2 separate regions of the Homo sapiens genome follow, and region 1 is linked to region 2. The links are chromatin loops, found by intact Hi-C in ENCODE. Cell type or tissue: gastrocnemius medialis. All regions are shown on one strand.

Region 1 (8,000 bases), 220 kb after region 2:
CAGGCCCCAGAGAGCTGTGAAACAACGGCAGCAAGGAACTCGTCCTGCTTGTGGAATCTCCAGGGGACAGGGAGAGAAGAAGCAAGTGCCTGACCCTACACGCCCGTTCTCATTTCTCAGGCCAGAGGGATGGAGCCAGCTCCCTGTTTTTGGAGCTGCAAATGCATGCCTCATTTTTCACAGCAATTGTTATGGAGTGGCACTCTCTTCGGGGAGCCGGGCATGTCAGAACCTATCACAGAGCATTTAACCCCCAACCTACTCGCTCCTCTATTCTGTCTAATGACACCGTCGGCAGCCGTCTGAAAGCTGTTTCCAGAAATCCCAATTCTGCCCTTGTAAAGCTGGGATCCTTTATGAGAGAGCTAATGATTTTCCAAGCCCCAAAGGGCAGAGAAAACCTAAGAGGGAGACAGCATGATTTATCAATCAGAATTATAGCCCGTGGGATTCCTTTAGTTTAACTAAAAACTAAATGTCATCAACCTCAAGCACATTTTACTACTTGTTTCGATTTCTGAGGGAAATAGAAAAGACAAGAGAAAAAAAAATTTTTAAGAGAGCATTCTTTCCATTCCTATCTCTTTTGGGGACTGAAGTCAGATGTGGGAGGAGGGATTCCACCCATTAACTCCTTAAGGTGCTTTCTCCAGTGCGAGGGGTGGGTGGGAATGGGAGGATGGCGCTGGAGAGGAAGGGTTAGCGTCCTCACAAGGAAATCTACAAAACTAGGAGTGCTAAATGGGTTTCATTTCAGGGGCCACTAGTAGTGGCTGCCCAAAGAAGTGTGTTAAAATGGATTCTGAGGCTCAACAGGAAAGGGCACTGAAACTGATTAGCAATGTCTGCCACGGGTGAAGAATAAGATTGTACCAACAGGTCCACATACATTTTCCACCTCTGCAAGAGCAGGAACCACATCTCATCTTTCCATCACCACCTCAAAGCATCGTGCCTGAAGCAAAGTACTTAATACATGTTTGCTGAATCCAAGATTATTATAATAGAAACATCAAGTTTATTGATTACTCAGTAGGTGCTAGGGATTATGCTATGCATTTTATACCTGGAAGCTATCCCTCTGTGTGGTCAGGCTATCATTATTCCCGTTGTGCAAAGGAAAACAAAAGGAGCTCAGAGAAGTGCAGTGACTTGCTAAAGGCCACACAGCCAGGCACCTGCAGATTCTCAATGAATAACTCTGCAATTGTTTGAAAGTCTTCCAGGAGCCCCCGCACCCCCGTTCTCAACCAGAGGAGTGCTCTTCCCCCTAGGGGATATCTGGCAATGTCTGGGGACATTTTTGGTTGTCACACTGTGTGTGTCTGTGTGTGTGTGTGCGTGTGTGTGTGTTACCAGCATCTGGTGGGGAGAGAGCAGGGATACTGTTTAACATCTTATAATGCACAGGGCAGACTCCCATAATAAAGAATTAAACATCCCAAAATGTCAATAGCATCAAGGTAGAGAATTCCTGATCTAGATGCTTCTCTGCTTGTCTAGCCAACTCCCTCCCTTATTATCACCACCTCTCCATCAAAAATCCCCCAGATGGTGCTTCTGAGGCTCAACTCAGCAGAGAACAAATCCTCTTTTATTATAAGCACATCTCACTATTAGGTTCATAGCCTAGTTATTCAGTTATTCTCAATTACAGCTCCCTTCAAAAAATAGATGTAATTAAGTTTAGTAGTTTGGTCTCATTTCCCAATATCTGGTTGAAGGGGTGAATTCTGTCAATTGCATTAAGTGGCTGCAGCATCATTAGTCTCAAGCAATAATAACCTCCACACAGCTTCCTACGTGGGCAAGAAGATTTGAACTTTGAGATCCTCTCTTTGCTTTCTTCGTTTGGATTTTATTAAACTTGCCAATGCAAGCCTTAAAGCAATGGAAAACTGTTGAAAGGGAAGGGGAAAAAATATATGAAAATCCAGGCCTTATCATAACAGAGAAGGCAAACGACATTTACAGCAATTAAACCGATACAGAAACTTCTGCTTAACAATCAAAGCACCTATTAAGATGTCTCCATAGCTGAACAAAAGCTTCTTTTCTACTCTAATTTTCTGATAACAAGTCATGCAGACACAGAGGCAGAATTTTGTGCATCCCTGGTGCCTATGGTCTCAGGAGTAGAATAATAGACATTTCTCCGTAGATATTTTCATTTCTAGTGCATAGAAAGAGAAAGAGGTGGAAGGAGGGAGGATTCTTCTCCCCTTGCACAGGTCTTGCTGTTGATGTCTTCTGAGAAATGCATCTGCCCAGAAGGGGCTTTGCACAGAAGAGGGAAAAGCCAGGAACCCTGGTCTTTGGAATCACCTTAGCAGTCAGAGGGACAAACAGAAGGCCCAACAGCAGGAACCAACATTAACAAAGCATCCACACCACACACAGCTTCTTGATGAAAAATCAGGCTCTGACCTGGTGAATTTGAAAGCTCCCTGACGGATGAGCTAGGCATGGGAAAAATACGTGAGGATATACACAGAGACACAGGTAAAAATGGGTGACGATAAAGGAAAGGAAGAGGAGGAGAAGAAAGAAGAAAATAAGAAATAAGAAAAATAGGGCCGGGTGCGGTGACTCACACCTGTAATCACAATACTTTGGGAGGCCAAGGCAGGTGGATCACCTGAGGTCAGGAGTTCGAGACCAGCTTGGCCAACATGGTGAAACCCTGTCTCTACTAAAAATACAAAAAATTATTTTTGTATATGGCGGGCACCGGTAATCCCAGCTACTCGGGATGCTGAGGCAGGAGAATCACTTGAACCTGGGAGGCAGAGGTTGCAGTGAGCCAAGGTCGCGCCATTGCACTCCAGCCTGGGCAACAAGAGCCAAACTCCGAAAAAAAAAAAAAGAAGAAGAAAGAAAGAAAAGAAAAAAGAAAGAAAAAGAAAGAAAGAAAGAAAGAAAGAAAGAAAAATATAGTAAATCTGCTGTCTGCTGTGTTACCGTGTGCCAAGCACTACTGTCAAACAGACAGACCCTTGACATATATTATCCCATTAATACAAACACTACAGAGTATACACACACATAGCGTATCAGCCATGATCATTAGTGCCATTTCAACAAGGAAATTAAAAAGTTATCCCGACTGCCCAAGGTAAATGCAAGTAAATGCCAGAACAGGGATTTTTAATTGAGCTGTGGCTCAATTAATGGAAGTGAATTTCATCTCCCTTTCACAGATGGGAATATTGAGGCTTAGAAGCAATATGCAATTGTCTAGAGCTGATAAGTGACTGAGTTGGGATTTAAACTGCAGACAGAAACAAACTGGATGCTTTTAGTCCAGAGTTCCCTCCAACACCCTGCTCAACCCATCCTATACTGCCAAGGCCTCCTACCTACCTCTGTCTGGGAAGGACCAAGGAGGCCTGGGAAGTGATGTAATAGCATAATGCTCCTCTCCCACCCAAAAGATGCCCACGTCCTGATCCCTGGAACCTGGGAGTATGTTATCTTATCTGGCAAAAAGAGATGCTGAAGACGTGATCAAGTTAAGGATCTTGAGATGGAGAAGTTACCCTGGATTACGCGGGTGGAACTAATGTCACCATAGGGCCCTTATAAGATGGAGGGAGGAGGGTGAGAGTCAGAGGTCAGAGAAGTGGACATGACAATGAAAGCCGAGGTCAGAGGGATGCAACTGCTGGTTTTGAAGGAGGAGGGGGGACAGCAGCCAAGGCACATAACTAGAAAAGGCGAGAATGGATTCTCCCCTAGAGCTTCCAGAAGGAACCAGCTCTGCCGACACCCTGATCTTAATCCCATTGGCATCCATTTCGGACTTCTGACCTCCAGAACTGTAAGATAATAAATCTGTGTTGTTTTCAGCCGCTGAGTTGGTGGCCGTTTGTCACAGCAGCCATGGGAAACTGACACAGCACCTATCTTGTTCCAGGCATGGTTTCAAGGGGATACGGTGAACGAGATAACCATGTTTCCCGAGTTTAGAGTCTACAGGGGGAAATCAGAAAGTAAATGAGCCAAGAAATAAGAGTCCATGAGGAAAATGAAACCGTACCAACGTTGGGGTTGTTTTAAGGCAATGGGAGCCCCGATGTGCGTTAGAATGGAAGCAGCAGGACGCTGTGCTGGGCAGTATGCATTTAAGAGCTCCCTCTGGCGGTCGAGGGGAAAATAGCCTGCCAGGCTGTAACTGGAAAAAACAGGGAGGGCCTCCCCGCCTCCCTATCCCTGCATCAATGCTCCATCACCCCAACCCCTACCCAGGTCCAATGCTACAGCTCTAACCCTGACAAGACCATTCCTTCCCAAGGTCATTCTCCCAGCACAGGCCTTTCCCACCGGAGCTATCATGATCCCACCCACAGCCCCTCATAAAAAATCCACATCCCATCACTCCTCCATGTCCCTGGGAAAAGCAAAGGGGGTGTACTCATTGGCCCCACAGCCTGTATTATTTTTCAGAAGCCAACAGAGTATTTTTACTTCCTTGGCCATAAAGAAGGGTTTTGTCCCAAACCTACCAACTTGTAGCACTGGAATATCTGCTGTGGCATAGACTGATCTTAGAGGACAGTTCCTGAAGAAATTTTCATGGGATTTGCATTCCCAAACCCAAGCAGGGGAGGATAAAAAGGTAGCCATGGGAAGAAGGCAAAGCCAGTTTTAAAAAATTATTCTTTGCGATTTATCTGCTATGGGGACAAACGATACTAGGCTGGGAGCTTTTGGGGTTTGGGCCTGGGTCTCATCTGTCACTGTATCCCCAAGTGTTGAGCTCAGGATCTGCTCTAAGAATATTAAATGTGTGTTTAATGGACAAATGAATGAATGAACAAATGAATGGACCGATAGTCAAGTCCTGGCTGAACCTGGTGTTTTTCCGATTAATGAGAAACTTACATGGCCCTGAGAGATCGTAGAGATAACTTTATCAGACTCAGAGCAAATCTGAACTTATTTATCCTCAAAATACTCTGTGTGGTAGGGAAGAAAGTACACATTATAACTGTTTCACAGATGGCAAATTGAGGTAGATGTGGGATGTGACCTGCTGTGTGTCTTTGGGCAAGTGACAACCCCATGAGCTTCAGTGTTCTCAGGCAAAAACTGTGAGTAAATATCAGTGCCCACTGTACCTCATTGTGTTGTTTGAAGACTAAGTGGGATAATGCACACAGAGTATTCTGAGCATGAGAGCAATGCTCAGACATATTTACCGTATGTATCTTGCAGCTATGTCTTCATTTAATCCACACAATCTTATGAGTTTGTATCCATAGTTTACAGATAAGGAAAGTAAGGATAACTAAATTGTTCAAAGTCATATAGCTAAAGTTCACCAAATATCATGAACTCTAGAGTTGAACCCAGTTTCCTATAAAATTAAAGCCTTCTATCCAGCTCCATACCATGTCCCCTTCTGAGATAAATGTAAAAATTATCTTAAAAGCCATGCCAGTCTAGAGTTGAAAAGGACCACAAGAAATAGTTTATTGCAGTCTTTGAATCGCTAAACCCTGTTGGATAAATAAGGAGCTACTCTACCCTAAATGTTTCCATGGAGATAAAGACCTCTGAGCACATAATATTATTAAAAATAATAGCTAACTTTTATTAAGCACCTATTACCCAGTGGGACCTAGATTATGTGATTTAGTTGTATTATTTCACTTAGTCTCCATAATTCCCTTTTAGGTGCTAAAGCTCAGGTTTGAACCCAAGAGCTCATCCTCAGAAATACCACAAAGGAACTGGAAGTTCCAAACTGCCCTTAAGCTTCCAGCCCAGGGACATGACAGACTGAGTGAGAACTCAGCAGAGGTGTTGCATTCAAATCAACTAGCAAATTCATTGGGCCTAAAGGTAACTGAAACTAATAAAACTTAGATCATTAAACTTTTCTTTGGAGTCACAGGCCAGTCACCAGCTAAAATCCCACTGATTTATCCAAGGCGCCAACCAATCCTAGACTAAAGCTGCTCATGATATCATTCACATAGCAGAGGATAACTCTATTTGCTTTAATATCCAACTCAAATATATCAGATCTGAAAGTATTTTAATTATGTGCAGTTTCTAAAGGTTACAGCTCCATGATGCTTCAGGGCCAAGTGCTTCTTCATGGAGTTGGACATAATTTTCTCCCTGAAACAATGATAACTCACCTCCCAAGATCCAAACATCATCATCTGGGGCCCTTGATGGCTATGGAGGCTTCCCTGGAATCCCTTGAAACTGGTGAGTGCATAGACCAGGGTGGGCTTTGGTTTCATGTCATCGGGGAAGAAATAAGGCAGAGGGGACTGACAGTGATAAGAGATGCTAGGGGTGAGCAAGGATTCTTGATGGAAGAGATCATATACAGGGATTTCAGAGAAGTTTCCTGGGGCTCCCATGACATTGAGACAAAACAATGGGCAATGGCTAAGCTATTGAGACTATGGCCTCAGTTCCTGTCCACTGCAGGAATGCAAGTATTAGGGTCAATGCAATTCATGCATGTGTGGAGTTTAAGTTAGAGACAAGACCTTGAGTGTGGACCTCCTCTGGAGACAGAGTAGCATACTTTATTTCTGAACAGGAAGGGCCTCAAGGGCAATCAACTTGCCCAGTGCAGTGTGGGAGAGAGAGCATGGGGCTTTGACGTGAGCACACCTGTGACAAACACCAGCTCTGCCACTTACGAGCTATGGGATCTTGGTACTCTTACTTTTCTGAGGCTCGGTTTCTCCTATAAAAAAAGTGGTCATTGTATCTCCCTCATAAGATTGGTAGGAGGATTAAGTGGGGTGATATAATTGGAACAGTGCTCTGCCAAGTGCCTGATGTAGTATTGTTATTATTGTTTTTGTCACTGTCATCATCACTCTGCCTCTTGAATTTAACACATCAGTTAGAACATGACAAAGCTCTGTACGGACTATGACTTAGTGCCAGAGTTGGCAAACTTGACCCTCAGGCCAAATTCAACTCATTGTCTAATTTTATAAAGTTTAATTGGCACACAGCCACACCCACTCATTGACACACTGTCTATGACAACAGGAGTAGTTGTAACAGAGACAGTATGGTCCACCAAACAAAAAATAATTATTACCTGGCCCTTTAAAGAAAAAGTGTGCCAAGTCCTGATTTAGAGCTATGAAACTCATTTTCTTGGCTAATCAGCAGAAAGATTTTTTCCATGGAGCCAGAAGACCAGGATTCAAGATCCCCTTCTGCCACTTACATGGTAGGAATCCTTACACAAATGGTCTGTAGTCTCCAAGCCAAAATACGTATAACCACTTTGTGTCACCCCACTGCCCACTTAATCCTAGCACCCTGTGAGGTGCATTGTTTTGATCCCCGTTTTGCAGAAGAGAAGAGCCAGAAAAGGAGGACATGCAAGCAGCCCAGTCAAGATGATAGCCCAAGACTGTGTTCTTTCAACCCCTCACTGTCTCTTCGTAGAATAGTCCATGAGGGGGCAATGTCTCTACATGCAACTTCTGAAATCTGGGTCAACTCATGGGGGCAGAGGAAAAGAAAAATTAACTCTTTCCTCTCACTGCTTCTGTCTGGATTAAAGAATTTGATTTTCTAGTTGTCACTCTATCAAAGCAGAGAGAAGACCTGGAGGAGTCTTCCTCCAGGGGAAGGAACATGCTGATCCCAGGCAGAAGAGGAAGAAATGCCCCTGCATCTGATAAAGCGGCACGACATAGCTGAGACCTGGGGGAGTCTTCTCTCTAAGTTACAATTGGAGGCAGTGGTGGTGGTGACGGATGAGATAGAGATAGGAGATGCCCTGCTAGGAGTGTCTCCAGGTAGCAGCTGATATTGGTAGGACCAGTGAGTGGTGAGGGCACTGCACCAATGGCAGCAAAGCAGATGAAGGGCTGGTATGTGGCGGCTAGAGGTAGGACATTGGAGAGGATGTGAGGGACAACATCACAGGAAAGTTGTCACCATCACTCTCCTCCATCACCCATTCCACCTGGTCCCACCCCTGCTTAAAAAAAAAAAAAATGATG
Region 2 (8,000 bases):
AAGCTTTTTTGAAATTGGGGAGAAGGGTGGTTGGGAGGGGATGCACGGCCACGAGATGGTGGAGATAGTGGGGTCGGGCCAAGGCTGGCTGTGCCTGCAGAAGGCAGAGTTGGCTTGGGTTTGGGGAGAGGGGGACAGAAACCCCACTCCCCTCAGTTCTCTCCTCACTTCCAGGTGCCCTGGTGCGATTAAAAGCAAAGCCTTAGAATGTAGCTCTTGAGACAGAGATCTGGGAAGACAGAGCCTCAGAGCCCACGGGTGGAGCCAGGGACCATGAGGTGCCCTCTGTGTGTGTGTGTAGATGAGAGACGAAGACAGACAGACAGACACACACACACACACACAAACAGAGAGAGTCAGAGAAGAGAGAGAGGCAGAGAGATTTATAGACAAAGAGAGAGACAGAGACAGCAGAGACTGGCAGAGACAGTGAGAGACAGAGATAGAAAAACACACAGAAAGACTGGCAGAGAGAGAGAGATTGGCAGAGACGGAGATAGAAAAAACACACAGAAAAAGAGAGAGACGGAGAGATTGACAGGAAGACAGAGACTTATTGGCAGAGACAGAGAGAAAGACAGAGAAAACAGAGGGAGACAGATTGGCAGAAAGAGAGTAAGAGAAGAGAGAGGCAGAGGGATTTGCAGAGAGAGAGAGACAGATTGGCAGAGACAGAAAGAAAAAATACACAGAGAGACATATTGGCAGAGAGAAAAAGAGAGACAGAGTAAGAGAAGAGAGAGAGGCAGAGAGAGATTGGTAGATTGGCAGAGAGATTGGCAGAGAGAGAGAGAGATTGGCAGAGAGAGAATGGCAGAGACAGGAAAGAGAGACAGAGATACAGAGAAAGACGGACAGTGACAGACAGAGCCAGATACTTCCCTTCCCTCCCTCTGGTGGTTTCCCCAGGATTAACGGGAACTATGGACAACACTAGTTGCGGTAGTAAAGAGAACAATGGCCATCTTCTGTTGAGCACTTCCCATTTTGCTGGTTTTGAGCCACGCATTTAATAGGTATAACTCACTGAACCATCATAAAAATGGTAAGAAATGACTCCCTTTCTTATTCCCATTTTACAGAGGGAGAAAATAGAGGCTCTGGAGGCAAAGTGACTTGCTCCAGGTCACCCAGGTAATCTGTGGTAAAGCAGATATTAGAACTCGGGACCCCAAAGTGGAGCTTTTCCTGCCTCCTCGCCGCTGTCTTGTGGAGAAAGAGGGAGAGGGAGGATGTCAGAGCCATCTGGGGAGTGTCTAGGGTTTGGGGAGAGTGGCTCCTGGTGTTTGGGGACCCCTACCACATGAGTACGGACAGTGTCTCCAGAGATCCCCAGCAAGTGGAGGGAAGAGACTTTTACCATCAACCAGGTGGCCTTGGGACAGTCCCCAAAATGCCCCTTGGGTGTAGTGCCTTGGAAGCTGCTCTGGGCTGTCACAATAACCTGATTCCACCAGGACCTCTCTGGGGTTCAGGGGGAGATGAGGGTTGTGCCACCCTTCTCTCGAGCTATTGGAAGATCAAACCAGCTGAGACCCATCCAGGCATCAGCGTAGGGCAGGCACTTCATAAATGGTCACCGTGATAACAATTATTCTTGGTCCTTCTCTCAGGACCACACCCCTCAACCCCTGCATGGATGGTGGATGGGTGTAAAGGGTGTCCCTTCCCCCCCAGCCTCCCAGCCACTCTGGACCCTCACTGGTGCCCACCCCTCAGTGCAGAGGTGGACCCCAGGGGAGTGGAGTGCTCTGGCGGAGCCCTGGGCAGGAGGAGGAAGGGAGGAGGCTGGCCTCACTGACGTGGCTGTCACTGAGGGGGTAATACATTATCCAGGGCTAATGAAAACATAATTATCTTCTTTTGGCTGCAGAGAGGGGCTAATTTAATAGGCTGTGATCGAAAGGCATCTGCTGAATTCACCCAGCAGTGAAAACACTTGAAGCGCTTCAGGGGGCGGAAATGGACAGAGTGTGGCTGGCCGGGTCCGGCAGCTGTGTCCAGGTGGCAGCTCCCCTGGGAAGAAGGGGGTTCCTGGGGGTGCAGCAGAGGGGATGTGGCTGCTGGTAGGTGTCCTGTGCACAAACAGACCTGGGCTTCTTTCTTGCCATGAGTTCTGGGGCCAGTTATTTCTCTCTCTCAGCCTCACCTTCCTCATCTGTAAAATGGGCGTTAATCCTACCTTCCTGACATTGACTGGGAGGAGCAGATGAACGATATGAGAGAGAGCCTGGCACATTCTAAGTAAGTGTTTCACAAAATTTTCATCCCTCTTCCTGGGCTGGCTCTACTCGGCCTTCAAGTCTTAGCGCGAACTCCCCCACTTGGGAGCAGCCCCAAGCACTCTGCATGTCCCTCTTCAGAACATACAAGTTCTGTGATATTTACTTGTTCAATGCCCTCATGAGGGCAGGGTGGTCTGTCTCATCCGTCACTCCAAGGCAGTGGTTCTCAAAGCGTGTTCCCTGAATGATGAGGTCAGCATCACCTGAGAACTTGCTAGTGATGCTGATTCCAAGTCCCCACCTCAGACCACCTGAATTAGACCCTCAGGGTGGGGCCCTGCAATCTGCATTTTAAACAAGCCAGCCAGGTAATTCTGATGCATGCTCAAGTTTGAGAACCTCTGTTCCCACCAAAAACCGAACAAATGTTTGTTTAAATAAGTAGAAGAAGAGTTTACTATTAAGCTGGGGTTCAGCTATGTGATGACAATGTCTCCCTTATTAGACACCAACTATATACCTAGTCCTCTGCATTATGCCCTTGAACCTACCAAGCCATCCCTTTATCCATCACTTACCATTTCCCACACTACTTCATCCCCAAGAAATGCCCCTTGGTCTGCCTCATTGTCCTGCCTTGCTGGCCCGTTGGAGGTGTTGGAAGACCCATGGGGTGCCTCCTCTGTGTCCTTCCTGTTCCCATGGTGCGTAGGTCCCCTCTCTCCCTTAAGCAGCCCCGTCCACCCAGGGCTTCTGATTCTGGAAAGGAATTATGCTTTTGACCCTGTCTCTGGGTATTTGGCTGGGAAAGTGATTTGGACCTGCTTGTTGTGAAGGATGGCACCCATTGGTCAGTTCTGCAGTTAGAGTAAGGAAGGGCCCTTGGAGATGGCTGCCTCCAACCTAGCGTTTTACACTGGGGAGGCCAAGATCCAGGAAGGTTTGACAATTCATCCAGGGGCAGCAGCCTATCAGTGACAGATCAGTTTCCTGTCCTAACTCCCAGTTCAGGATGCAGGGTCTGAGCCTCCTAAGAGCAAAGTGGGTGTCACTAAAGTGGCCGGGGGCATGCTTCTGTAGGACCCAGGAAAAATGAACAGCGAACAGGGTTGTCTGAGAGCCCAGAACCCCCAGGAGAGGTAGGAGCATTATAGTTTCTGGGCATGTCAAAGACTCCTCCAGATATTTACAGGACTCTGGCAGAGAATAAAGAGGGAAGAACACTTTAAGGCTTAAAGAGGCAGCCTGAGCATTAAAAACACTAGATTTGTGGCTGGAACACCTGCTTTCCAGACCTGGCACTTCCACTAATGTGCAATGTGAGCTCAAGGAAACTCCTTGGCATCTCTGGGTCTCAGAAGATCTTAACCTGAAGATGGCCAAGTCCCTGGAATTATATGCAAAATCAATTGCAAGTGCGTTTTGCTGGGGTAGAAGGTTCATAAGTGTGCAGCGGCTTTTTAAAGGGTGTGAGACCTTGGAAAGGTTAAAAACAATTTCTTGCCTGAGAGCCGGCTGGCAAATTTGCAGATGCCTGAAGCTCTATGCAGACCGTTTGTCAGAGATGCAGTTTCCTAAATGACCAACAGATGGCGCGCTAAACCTTCGCTGTAGCCTTCCTGTTTTCCCGGAGACCAGCCAGGTAGGTCCATGGCTTCCTATATTCAGCTTTCAGGACCAGAACCTAGGTCCCCGCTAAGCTGGGCTGACCTGGGTGGGTTGAGAATGCTGGATCACCCCAGAAACTGTCTGCATCTCCTAGTTCCCAGCATCTGTCCACATAGAGAAGGCATTAAAAAGAATGTGAGGGCATAGGCAGGAAACGGGGTGGGGGTTGCAAGCACACCAGAGGACCAAGTAAAACATTGAGAGGAGTCCTAAGTTTGTTCTTCATACCCTCAATTGAGTCCTTCGGTTATTCCCTTCACCCTCATTACAGAATTCCCTGGTCATCTCGCCCCAATTAAAGGCAACACATTGCAAAAATTCTCTAAGCCTGGAGTTCTGATGGTCTAAATTGCACTGGGGTATGAAGGGCTGGTCAAAGTATTTGCATTTTGAAGGCACTGTTAGAGAGAAGCCAGTGCTAACCGGTGTTGCAAATGTACATACTTCCAGGGAACATGAAGTGGGCTGGGTGGGAGACATCAGGGAGTAGTGGAGCCTGTGGCTAACTGGAGCACATGCCCCTCCTAAAGACATTCACATTCAGATGTTTCCAAAATAGCGTTCCATCCAACTAAATCACTTGGGCCACTAGTATAGGAGCTCTGACCAAGGAAATGGGTTTCAGCCTGGTTAGTGGAGCTGTCTGAGTGGCAAAGAAGGTCTTAATCAGAATGTAAAATAGTGACTCCCAAACTCTCAGATGTATAAGAATTCCCTGAGAAGGGGAACACCAGCTCCTTGACCCTGCCCTCAAAGACTGGGAGTCTATAGCTCTTGGGTGGTACCCAAGAGGCTGTATTTTTAATAAGCTCTCCAGGGGAAACTGAGGCAGGTTGTCTTCTGGTTCTAAGTTGGCTACCCTGAGCTGGTAAGGCCACCCCAGTGTGCTGGACTGGGTCCTTACCCTTGCTCAGCAGATAACTGGAGTTCAATGACAGAGCTTCTCAGCACCAGTGACATCCCCTCAAGATGAAAGCAGAGATCTCTTACAATTCTGCCCTCCCCACCATATCACAGACATGTGCAAAAAAGATGACATGGGTTGACTTATTTCTAAGAATTAGGCAAATTCTGAGACCAGTCCCTAGGGGAGGATAATGGGGAGGTGGTTGAAAGAGGAAGAGGTAAGTGTTCTGGAAAGCTCCCAAACCAGGGCCAGGGTATCTGACTTCTTTATTTGACTCTAGCCTCCATCTGCTGTGTGACCTTGGGCAAGTCCCCTCCTCCCTCTGGGCCTTAACTTCACCATGTATAAAATTAAGAAGTGGTAGACTGGAGCATAGCTTCTTCCTCTGTTCTAGGACCACCTTGGGCTCTCCAGCAGTGTCTTGGGGTCTGCCTGTCATGCAGGTCAAGGGGGAAGGTTGGGGAGCTGAGCTCTGAGCTCACTCAGAGCTGTTCTGTTTTTAATCTGTCTGTGTATCTGGCTTCTTCATTCAGCTTTCATTGAGAGCTATTGGCCTGGCATCTTCTAGCATACATATAATCATTCTCTTTCCCCTCTTTCTGGTGGTCCACATGCCTGGCACTATGCCAGGGGGCTGGGGCAACCAAGACCCCCAGGCAGGCTTCTGGCTCATGAAGCACTCAGTGCCAATGGGGAAGTCAGATGAGCTCACAGTCCATAGGCCGTAACAACCAAGCCTGCTAGTGTGCTGACGCTTTGCAGCCTACACTGCCCAGAACCATGGAAAGGGATCCTGCTGGCCTCACCCTGAGTTTTAAAGCCTTAATGAGAGAACCCATTTTCTTCTCCACAGCCTGACAGCCTAGAGCTCTGTTAGCTTCATATGCTTTGACATTTGATTTATTCAAACAGACATGCGAGCAAACTGTCTTAGACTCTTCTCTAATTGTGTGGAAGAGGGGAGGGTGCAATGATCGGGCGTGATATGAAAGCTTTGGAGTCAGTCCTGGGCTTTGCTACTTCCTAGCTGTGCAATCTTAGGCAAGTTAATTACCCTTTCTGAGCCTCAGCTTTCTCATCTGGCAAAACTGGGGAAAATGATAATCCCTACTTCATAGGATTGTGCTGATTAAATGAGATAGTGGATTTGAAGCCCTTAGCACAGTATTTGGCACGTAGTACCTGCACAACAAATGGTAGCTCCTTCTCCTCCTGTTATTACTAGTGTGAGGGTCCGGCCTCTGTTTTGAGATTAGGAGCCTTTTGAGGGGTAGGAGCCATGTCCGAATCTATTCTGACGTTCTCTAGTATGCCTAGCAGTTTGCCAGTACATCCCAGGCATTCAGTTACTGAATTCAATTGCATGGAGGAATTGGACAATTTCTCTAGACCAGTGGCTCTCAAAGTGTTTTCCCCAGACCAGCATCACCTGGGAACTTGCTAGAAATGCAAATTTTATGAACCCACTCTAGACCTAGTGAATCAGCAGCCCTGGGCATGGGGCCTGGCAATCTGCATTTCGAGAAGACTCCAGTGATTCTGGTGCATTTTCAAATTTGGGAATCAGTTATCTATATCAATAATTTTCAAACTTGTTTTAGCTGGGGCATTAAAAAAATTCTAATGGGATTGTATGCAGAAGCCAGTATATAAAATAGGTGAAAGGGGAGCTATTGAGGAATCATGAAGCAGGGGGCAAGATTCTTGACTGCCCTGTCCTCCTTCGGGGAGCCCCTGGAGCACTTAGGACTTCCAGGAACACAGCTTAAAAAGGACTTCCTCACAATTTTTCATCCTCCTACTCATCTACCCACTTATCCATTCAGCCACCCACTGACCCATCCATCCATCCATCCATCCATCCATCCATCCATCCATCCATTCTTCCATCCATCCATCCATCCATCCATCCATCCATCCATCCACCCACCCATCCATCCATTTATCCAGCCAGACAACGAGCCACCAACCCATCTGTCTGTCCAACAATCCATCCGTCTATCCATCCACCAACCCAGAAGTTCATCCACCAATCCATCCATCCATACATCCATCTATCCATCCATCCCTCCATCCCTCCATCCATCCATCTGTCCATCCGTCCGTCCATCCGTCCGTCCGTCCGTCCGTCCGTCCGTCCGTCCGTCCGTCCGTCCGTCCGTCCATCCATCCATCCATCCATCCATCCCTCCATCCATCCATATCTGTTGGGAGATTATGTATCTCTTGCATTTCTCTATGTCTTGCCAGCAGAGGCACTGATTGCCTTTTTATCAGACTATCCTTTTAAGATGCTTATATAGAGAACAGCTTTGGAAGACAGAAATAATGTTTCAATTCAGAGCAAAGGGCAGGCATGTGTACTCTCCAGGATGATAAATATACTATCTCGGGAAAAAAGGGCAGGTTTGTCCAGTATACAGGATGGGGTTTCCTCTCTTGTAATCCAATCCATGTCACCTGATCCTCTTTGTGTTGGGGATTGAGGAACTGGCACAAATGCTGATACCCTGGTTATTACTGTTGCTGTGAGTAATAAAATCCTATGTCTCTGACCCAGGAATCTCATGTCTTCTGCCAACATCCATAAAACTCGGCAGCTAAATTGTTGGCTTGCATGTAGGGTAAAGCCTCCAATCCTTCACACTTCTTGACACTAGTCAGCCTCCCTCCCCATCACTCTTTCATTCCTTCAGCACAGTGTGTTGGCTACTCCAGGCATGGAAAAGAAAATCGTGTCCTAGCCTCAGAGGGCTTGCAGTTGGCTTGTCAAGGTGAAAGATAGAGACCCACTGAACACTCTAGCCATGCTGTCAGGCAGAAAGTGGGAGCTTTTTGGAAGAATGAGAAGTCTGGACTTGGGAGACAGCAGAATGTCCAGAGGAGGGCACATCTGTGAGGAGTCCACAGGGAAGGTCTCCGGACAGGACAACAGCATTCTTCTGCCCCTCCCTCTGTCCCTGCACTGCTCTGTGTTCACTCTCATCTGTCTCTGCTTCTCTACCTGGCTGAGCACTCTTTGGAGCAGAGACCACATTTTCTTCATCTCTTGGGCCCCAGCACTCCACCCAGTGTTTGGCACACAGTAGGTGTTTAGAAAAGGTTTGCTGACTCACAGGAAGAATTTCAGGTAATATTAATGATGATGATAAAAGAAATATGATGATCATAAATACTTAGGAGCACTTTAGCACTCACTA

The links. Peaks named below come from ENCODE experiments on the same cell type or tissue, not always from the same donor. Only the 100,000 strongest peaks of a DNase experiment are listed, where the experiment ranks them.
Region 1: it touches region 2 in a loop (15-fold over the local background); 89 of 110 quality-filtered maps call a loop at or near these places.

The regions. Positions count from the first base shown.
Region 1 is chr12:117,583,731-117,591,730 of GRCh38, forward strand. The region is part of intron 5 of KSR2 (kinase suppressor of ras 2); the gene reads right to left. Among named protein-coding and RNA genes, the nearest start is that of NOS1, 230 kb to the left of the region's middle. RefSeq lists an enhancer at 80-580. In gastrocnemius medialis, a CTCF peak has its summit at 4,148 (motif pointing left); a DNase peak (open chromatin) is centred at 4,151; H3K4me3 peaks cover 305 bases; H3K27me3 peaks cover 242 bases.
Region 2 is chr12:117,363,399-117,371,398 of GRCh38, forward strand. No RefSeq gene overlaps it. Among named protein-coding and RNA genes, the nearest start is that of NOS1, 5.8 kb to the left of the region's middle. RefSeq lists a promoter at 1-6. In gastrocnemius medialis, CTCF peaks have their summits at 3,808 (motif pointing right) and 4,018; a DNase peak (open chromatin) is centred at 3,813; H3K27ac peaks cover 1,462 bases.